Regions from separate parts of the Homo sapiens genome. Here region 1 is linked to region 2. Evidence: chromatin contacts called from ENCODE Hi-C or POLR2A ChIA-PET data. All regions are on one chromosome and are shown on one strand. The core of a region is the stretch at or near the end of the contact, and the rest is flanking DNA. Distances in the headings are between cores, read along the strand shown. Region 1 overlaps UBAP2 (ubiquitin associated protein 2). Region 2 overlaps UBE2R2-AS1 (UBE2R2 antisense RNA 1).

Region 1 (4,287 bases), core at 813-3,312, 150 kb after region 2:
AGGTGGCCATACTTGGGTGGAGGGATACCGCTGCTATTCCCAGATGAAGATTTGGTGGAAGGAGACCATGACAGATGACAAACGGAACAGTTTCTCAAAAACAGAGGTATGAAGTAATTACACAGGAAAGAAAACAATTTCCAAAGGAGTGAGACAAGTCGTGATTCTTCATTGGTACCTGACCCCTATACCCAAACAGCCTTGAACCAGCCCTTCCAGAGACTGCCCCTAGTGGCCCACTGGGCAGTGCAGGCTGTGAAGAAGACCTGAAGGCAGATGGGGTGGGGGTGCTTATTTTGCTACAGTGGAGAAGGGGCTTGAATGGGGAGGGCAGACCTGGCTAACATCTGCCGCCATCCCCCAACTCCCCCCCAGACTTCTATCACATTTACAAATACATACATAAATACATTACATACAGTAGCCAGTCTGGGAGGCAGACTCCCCACAGAGGCATGGCTGACACATGTCGGGAATTCTAGGAAAGGGCACTGGGCTCCCAAATACGTGCTCGTGTGTTCTCTCCTGCCCAGGATAAGCCTTGCCCCAGCCCACCCCTCTCTTCTGGGTTTAGTTTGTCCAGTATGGAGAGTTGCCGTAGGCAGGTTTGGAGGCTTGAGACTTGGGCTGCAGGGAGCTGGGCTGGCTGCGCTGACCCGAGCCACTCTGAGGAAGAGGAGAAGGGAAGGCTGTCAAGGCTGGAGCAGAACCCCTGGCCCAGAGTAGGGTGGCTGCCTCCATCACTGTACTCACCTGTGCATCCTGCGGAAGGTGGTGGTGCAGCAGCTGTGAGTGGGGCTGCTGGTGGGCTGGCAAGATGTGTAGGAATGGTGGGGGTGCATAGCCAGGGGCCGCTCCCGAGGCCAGGGGCCCAGTGGAGCCCAAGACCGAGGGCAGGCTGAAAGGTGGAGGCGTCCCTGCATGAAATCCCTGCTTGTCAAAAGTCTACAGGGCAAAGAAGACAATGGTGAAGGTCAGGTTGGGCTGTAACCTCTCAAAAACCTATACACCCAACCCACCTTTGTCCCTCACCTGTGTCTTATTGTAGACAGAACCAGTCATATCAGGTAGACCAGTGGTGCTTGAAGACACTGATACTCCTAGGAGGAAAAGCAGTTGTTCCCCACAGCAGTTGTTCCCAGCTCCAGGCTCCCCACCTCCAGGATCACTCAGGGGTTGCCCTGCCTGAGAGGGGATCAGGCAGGAGCCCACCACTCCAGGCCTTATCCTGGAAAGGAGAGGTAAACACTACCTTTGCCAGGCCCAGAACCTGCAGACTTGTTTGGTGCCTGCGATGATCCAGCATAGCCACCTTTGGAGTAGTCTCCTGCTGCTGTCCCCTGGGTCAGGTCGTCATAACCTAGCGTGGCAGGGTACAAGAGGCAAGTGTGAGCCAGGCAAGCCTGTCTAACCCCATGTGTCTCTGTCTGGGAAGTACCCCTCACCTGTACTGTAGCCGTGCTGGCCATAACCACTGGCCTGCTGGAAGGGAGGTGTGGGAGTGCTGAGGTTCACCCCATGTTGCTTGGCTGAGGCTGGAGGGACCTGGGGGGGCAAGCAGATGAGGTATTAGTGTAGGAAGAGGCAAGCTGAGGCTGGTCAGGTACCCCTGCCAGAGCCTAAGGCAGCAGGTGACATACCCACAACCACAGGGGACCTGTGTTTTCATTAGTGCAACACATGCTGGATCTAAACACAGCAGGGGAAAAGTGACCTTGTCCCCAGCCTGAACAGTTTCTGAAGACCAGGTAAGACGGAGTGGAATCACAACCCTCCCTCCCTGCTGGAAGATAGGTCCCAGGTTTCCACCTGCCAGCAACCCAAGGCCAGGAGACACAGTCACACCCTCTGAAATACTCACAAACATGGTGGGGCCATACTGGAAGGCACTGGGCATGCCTGTGTAGTAGGGAAGACCAGTGTAGCTATAGCCAGGTGGCAGTGCAGGATTCACGAAGGGCTGCTGGGCTGTGTGGTGGGTCTGTGATTGGCTCTGCTGTGGCTGAGCTGGTGTGGTAGCGGGTGCAGGGGATGCAGAGTCCCCACGGCCAAACTTTGTGACATCACCTAGGAAAGAGCACTGACTCCAGCCACTGCCCTTCCTCCAACCAGAGAAAGGCCACACTGGCTTCTGCAAACAGGAACAGGTCTGGCTGCCAGCTCAGCACAGGCTACTAAGAGGCCTCTCTCAGCTTGCTGTTGCTGCTTCCCAGCTCCTGGAGTTCGCGCTAGGCCGGCCCCGGGCTACTCCTCATCCATTGAGCAAACTCACCTGGATATGGATTATTAGCTAGGCTCCCATCTCGGCTGGCAAGCGCTGTGGGTGCAGCAAAGGGAATTCCATAGTAGTCCTAGGAGAGACCAGGGAGGCTTGATCAGCGACTGGCCCTGCTTGACTCCCAGGAGAGCAGAACCAGCACATGGAAGTGGTGACGCCACACTCCTGAAACAGACTCCATGCCTGAGAGCCAGCAGTCCCAGGGAACGCCAAGTAAATGGTGCCCCTCGGAAGAGTGTGCAACTAGGCGGCCTGCCTAACACATAAGCACACAGACCGGCCAACCCTGCAGCTTCACCAGGCAGAGCTGCTGGAGACCAAGCCTCACACATCCATTTGACACCACAGGCAGGTGCTTGTGTGAATGCCTCGGGCTGAACCAACTTCGCTGGCTTTTCTGTGTGAGAGACTAGAGCAGCTAGGAAAGCTGACTAAACAGAGCAGACCTGAAAAAGGAGGCAACAGAAGTGCAGGGGCCTGAAAGGTTTAAGGGGGGACAGGGGGCAGTGCCAGGTAGGCACGGGAATAAGCAGGACCCCAGGTGAAGCCCAGAACTGGCCTGTCACCACCTACACTGCTCTCAAAACACTGACATGGCCTAGGACAAGCTTGTCCAACCCACGGCCCATGACAGCTTTGAATGTGGCCCAACACAAATTCGTCTTTCTTAAAACATGAAATTTGTTTGCAATTTTTTTAAGCTCATCAGCTATCTTTAATGTTAGTGTATTTTATGTGTGGCCCAAGACAATTATTCTTTCAATGTGGCCCAAGGAAGCCAAAACATTGGACACCCCTGGCCCAGGACTTGGGGGAAGTATGGCAGATACAACAAAGTGTGGAGACAGAGACGGCAAAGCACAGTGGAGCTTCGTGGAGGAGGGGAGGTCTGACCTGACCCTCACTCACCATCCAGGGCCTCGCACTCCTGGACACACCTGGCCCCTGAGGAAAGGCAAAGCCCTTGGGCTGTGCCCGATCCCAGAAAGGAGCCATCCTGGCTGGGAATGGCACTCACACCCTCCAGGAAACCTCCCGGAAACCCATAGCAGCCTAGAACCCCCGGAAGAGGCAGAGCTGGGAACACACAGAGCTGCACAACTGAGGACGGGAGCAGAGAAAGCCCAGAAGGGGGAGCACTTTCACAGAACACGAGAATTCTCCAGGCAGGAACTAGGCTCACAAGCAGCAGAGGTGAACAAACAACCCGAGGGATAGAAAGAGCAACATATCTCAAAAGGTGGGCTCCAGAGGGTGTTTTCTCTAAGGCACAAAGTGATAAAAGCCAAAAGAGTGCTGTGAATAAGTGTGGAGACCACGGAGAGCCCCTGAAGCAGAATGAATCCCGGGGCTCAGCACCACCTCCTGCAGTTTGGGCCTTTGGCCGGCAGATTAAAGGGCTGCTGGTTTGCACAGTGGGGAGAAGCCGCTCCGCTCCCAGGCTAGGCCTCTGCTTCTGGAAATACGGCCAGCCAGTGGAAAGGGCTACTCTTCTGAAACAAGAGCAGCTCCGTCAGCTCTTTGTGGTGCAGCAGAGAAGGGAGCAACACCCACGGGGAAGAAGGCATCACTGCACAAGGGAGAAAGCCTCTTCCTCCAGCAACAGGAAAGACTGTATCCAGCAGAGGTGGTGTCCAAACTGCCTGCAACTCTCTGACAAGTGCCCTGGGAAATGGCAGAGCAAGAAGACAGTGGCTCCCAGGAGGAAGTCCTGCCCATGGGCAGGGCAAGGAGCGGGCCTATTCCCCTCTGTCCCCACAGTTCTGTTCATGTGGCTATCCCAGGAAAGGCCCACACTGCATTCTGGCACCAACGGTCAGAAGAAAGAGGCAACCCTGGTCTCAGAGTAAGGCTGCAACCACCAGGGACGTCCCAGGGCAGGCATTCTCACAAATCTAGATGGGAGGCCAGACCCAGAAGAGACCTTAAAGACCATCAGCTCAAGCCACTCACTCAGCTGATTGCAGAAGAGCAGTCACTGGCCATCTCAGACCAAAGACACTATATGG
Region 2 (4,434 bases), core at 1,606-4,105:
TGACAAATAGGGAATCTAAATAGTGAAATACAAACTATAAAAAGAATTAAATGGAAATTCTGGAGTTGGAAGGTACAGTTACCAAAATTAAGAATTCACTAGATGGGCTCAATAGCAGATTTTCAGATAGTGGAAGAACCAGTGAACATGAAAATAGACCAATAGAAATGATCCAATTTGAAAAACAGAGAGAAAAAAATGAAGACAAATGAACAGACCTTCAGACACACATAGGATGATGTTAAATGTCCCCACATACATGTAATGGGAGCCCCAAAAAGGGAGAGAAAAAAATATTGATGAAAAATATTGAATTGCAGATTTTTTTAAAAAAAGCTCAACCAACACTGACTTTTAAAAAACAGAAAGAGAACCATACAGTAAGGACAAAGCCAGAAGCATCACACTTCCTGTGTTCAAATTCTATTATAAAGCTATAGCAATCAAAACAGAGTACTGGCATAAAAACACACATAGAGCAATGGAACAGAATTGAAATCACAGAAATAAACCCACTCATATAAGGTTAACTAATCTTCTACAAAGGTGTCAAGAACAAGAATGAGGAAAGAATAGTATCTTCAATAAATGGTGCTGGAAAAAAGGACTTCTTCAATCTAATAAAGGCACCTGAAAGAAACCAACAGCTTATGTCAGAAGAAGGACACAGAAACTTGATGTTATATCCATAGAAATTACAAAATCTAGAGAACAGGAGAAAAAAATATGAAAAAATTAATAGCCTCAGTGATCTTTAGAAAAATATCAAAAGGTACAAAATGTGTGCAATTGGAGTAAGAGTGAAAGAAGAGGAGATATAAATATTAAAAAGCATGGATAAAAACAATATTTTTTAAAAAGCCTAATTAAAAAGTATATTGAAAGATATAAAAAGAATTTCAGAAAAATAATCTGTAGAAAACCTACCTAGGCACATCACAGTCAAATTGTCCAAAACTAGAAAAGAAGACAAAATCTTCAAACAGCCAGAGAAAAATCATACATACCAGGAACAACAACATGAATAATGATAATTTTTCCTTTTAAAAAAGCGAATACCAGAAGAGAAGGGAACTGTAGCTTTAAAGTGCTACAAGAAATAGAAAAAGTAAACCCAGAATTTGATATAAAATATTCAGCAAAAAATTAAAATACCACAGTAAAGTTATCTGAATATAAATAAAAATTAAAATATTCATTGGCAGTAGAACTACATGATAGTAAATGGCAATGGAATTCTCTTAGGTAAAAAAGAAATAATACCAGTTGGAAGCTTGGATTGTGAGGAAGAAATGAAGAGCACAAGAAGTAGTGAAATGTAGTCAGATAGTAAAGAGTCTTAGGTCGAGCCACCGCGGCTCAAGCCTGTAATCCCAGCACTTTTGGGAGGCGGAAGCGGGCGGATCATGAGGTCAGGAGATCGATACCATCCTGGCTAACACGGTGAAACCCCGTCTCTACTAAAAATACCAAAAAAAAAAAAAAAAAAAAAATTAGCCGGGCGAGGTGGTGGGTACCTGTAGTCCCAGCTACTCTACTCGGGAGGCTGAGGCAGGAAAATGGCGTGAACCCGGGAGGCGGAGCTTGCAGTGAGCCGAGATCGCGCTACTGCACTCCACCCTGGGCGACAGAGCGAGACTGCGTCTCAAAAAAAAAAAAAAAAAGTAAGACTAGTTAAAGTAAAAACTTCATCATTGTATTATAGGATATATAAAATATATGTAATACAGAATGACACTAAAACTTAAAGGACGGGAGTAGGAAAAACATCTATTAGTTGCAAATTTCTTATATTTTAAGTAAACTTCTACAATACAGTAAGTAGACAAATAGTTTTAAATGTATCATTCTTTATTTTCCAGAATAGCCCTGAAAATATTAAAGAGGTATAGCAAAAAGCCAATAAATAAAAATCAAAACAGAATCCAAAAATATTATTCAAATATTTAAATAGAGTCTATTCTAGGAGCCAGTTTGGTCTAACATTAAAAAAATCAATCAATGTAACTCATCTTATTAACACATTTTAAAAAATCTATTTGATTATACCTACAGATAGAAAAAATTTGGTAAAATCCCAAACTCATTTATGATAAAAACACTCAGAAAATTAGGTTGAAAAAAGGGACTTCTTCAATCTAATAAAGGCACCTGAAAGAAACCAACAGCTTATGTCACACTTAATGAGAGAAATATTAAACGTCTTCCCATTTTTATTTCTTAAATACTAAACATGTTCAAGATCATAAAGAAGTCAATAATGTTCACTCTTAACCACTTCTATTCCATATTGTACTGATGCATAAAGACAAGAAAAATACTAAAAAGCTGAAGATCAAAGGATAAGGAAAACCTTTTTCAGAGATGAAAGGACTACTTACATCCAAATATTTAAAAAACTATACATTAACTACTCAAATTAATAAGTGCATACCTTAATTTATTATTACAACATATAAAAATTATATTTTGTATACTAATGGTAAACAATTGGATAATTCAATTTTAAAACCTAAATTTATATTAAAAACAAAATATTTAAATTTAGCAAAAGGCATGCAAGACTTGTATACAGAAAAATAAAAATAGTTGCTAAAGGAAATGAAAGACAGTTTTAAAATATAGAAGTATAAATCATGTCCATGGATTGTTGCAGCCTCTGCCTCAGGAGTCCCCTGCAGCCTGGAACACCTAACAAAAGAAATGCAGGTGCAGTGCCAGGGATTGGAGGTGATTCCCCACAAGTCCTAGGAGCAAACCTTGTGAGGGGGCCATCTCTCTCCCCCACCCACCTCAGAGCATGCCTGTGAACAAGAAAGTACAAGAGCCACACAAGCTGGGTGTTAGCCTAGCTATCGGCCATTACTCTTAAGCGCCATCTACTGGATCACGGCACAAACTACCACACTAAAATTATCATGCTAATTATATATGCAAGATGTGAAACCAGGTGCAAGAATTCACCCACATATGCGGATTCTGTACAGAGCCCTGGCCCTCTGAAAGCATCCAGAAATGAATCCAACTGACCATACTCAACTTACCCCGCAGTTAAAGGAACACCAACCCTATCAGATGAGAAAGAATCAGCACAAGAACTCTGGCAATTCAAAAAACCACAGCATCCCCTTACATCCAAATGGATCACTAGCTCCCTAGAAATGGTTCTTAACCAGTCTGAAATAGCTGAAATGACAAACACAAAATTCAGAATCTGGATAGAAAGGAAGCTCATTGAGATTCAGAAGAAATTTGAAACTCAATCCAAGGAATCCAAGTAACCCGGTAAAATGATCCAAGAACTGAAAGATGAAATAGCCATTTTGAGAATCAGAATAAACTTCTAGAGCTCAAAAATTTACTACTAGAATTTAATAATGCAATTCTGCTGTAAATTCTGCTGTAAATTATTAATTAACAGCAGAACAGACCAAGCTGAGGAAAGAATCTCAGAGCTTGAAGATCAGTTCTTTGAATCAACTTAGATGAAAATTAAGACAAAAGAATTTAAAAAATGAACAAAACTGGCTGGGCGCGGTGGCTCACGCCTGTAATCCCAGCAGTCTGGGAGGCCGAGGCCGGCAGATCACGAGTTCAGGAGATCGAGACCATCCTGGCTAACATGGTGAAACCCCGTCTCTACTAAAAATATAAAAAAACTAGCCGGGCATGGTGGCAGGTACCTATAATCCCAGCTACTCGGGAGGCTGAGGCAGGAGAATGGCGTGAACCTGGGAGGTGGAGCTTGCGGTGAGCCGAGATAGCGCCACTGCACTCCAGCCTGGGTGACAGAGCGAGACTCTGTCTAAAAAAAAAAAAAAAAAAAAAAAAAAAAACCTCTAACAAATATAGGATTATGTAAAGATATAAAATCTATGACTCATTGGCATTCCTGAAATAGGAGGAGAAAGAGTAAGCAATTTCAAAAATGTATTTGAAAAACACCAAAAAAATTGCCTAATCTTGCCAGAGAGGTTGAAATTCAATTCCAAGAAATACAGAGAACCCTGGCTAGTTACTATATAAGACAACTATCCCCAAGACACATAGTCGTCAGATTCACCAAGGTCAAGGTAAAAGAAAAAAAAATTCTAAAGGCAGCTAGAGTGAAGGGTCAAGTCACATACAGAGGAAACCCCATCAGGCTAGCCACAGACTTCTCAGCAGAAAACTTATACGCCAGAAGAGATTGGGAGACTATTTTCAGCATCCTGAAAAAAATTTAACTAAAAATGTTATATCCTGTCAAATTAAACTTCATAAATGAAGGAGAAATAAAATCCTTTTTAGACAAGCAAATGCTGAGGAAATTTATTTTAAGTAGACCATCCTTACAAAAGGTCCTTAAGGGAGTGCTAAATATGGAATCTAGAGAACCTGCTGCCATAAAACACTTGAGCACATAGCCCACAGGCACTATAAATCAACTATGCT

What was found. Hi-C counts contacts between places; a loop is a spot of excess contacts on that map. ChIA-PET counts read pairs that join two places held with the same protein, here RNA polymerase II (POLR2A). Pooled maps may share reads with other maps.
Region 1: a loop to region 2 is called in a pooled map, with 2.4 times the contacts of the local background. The contact joins two enhancer-like sites. A Hi-C loop is called at or near these places in 2 of 50 pooled maps. POLR2A ChIA-PET finds 5 or more read pairs at or near these places in 4 of 52 experiments (OCI-LY7, Panc1, RWPE1 and 1 more).

Annotation. Positions count from the first base shown.
Region 1 is chr9:33,921,934-33,926,220 of GRCh38, forward strand. It overlaps UBAP2 (ubiquitin associated protein 2), which reads right to left. Exons shown (of 29, transcript NM_001370062.2): 23 at 2,273-2,351; 24 at 1,862-2,067; 25 at 1,446-1,545; 26 at 1,253-1,360; 27 at 1,033-1,100; 28 at 754-945; 29 at 1-666. The coding sequence ends at 571. Among named protein-coding and RNA genes, the nearest start is that of SNORD121B, 10 kb to the right of the region's middle. RefSeq lists an enhancer at 3,183-3,422. Within about 2 kb of position 2,063, at least 7 of the 41 ENCODE cell types and tissues checked have a DNase peak (open chromatin) inside an H3K27ac peak, as active enhancers do.
Region 2 is chr9:33,776,061-33,780,494 of GRCh38, forward strand. All of the region lies in intron 3 of UBE2R2-AS1 (UBE2R2 antisense RNA 1), which reads right to left. It also overlaps a transcript of PRSS3 not described here. Among named protein-coding and RNA genes, the nearest start is that of PRSS3, 17 kb to the right of the region's middle. RefSeq lists an enhancer at 3,023-3,082. Within about 2 kb of position 2,856, at least 3 of the 41 ENCODE cell types and tissues checked have a DNase peak (open chromatin) inside an H3K27ac peak, as active enhancers do.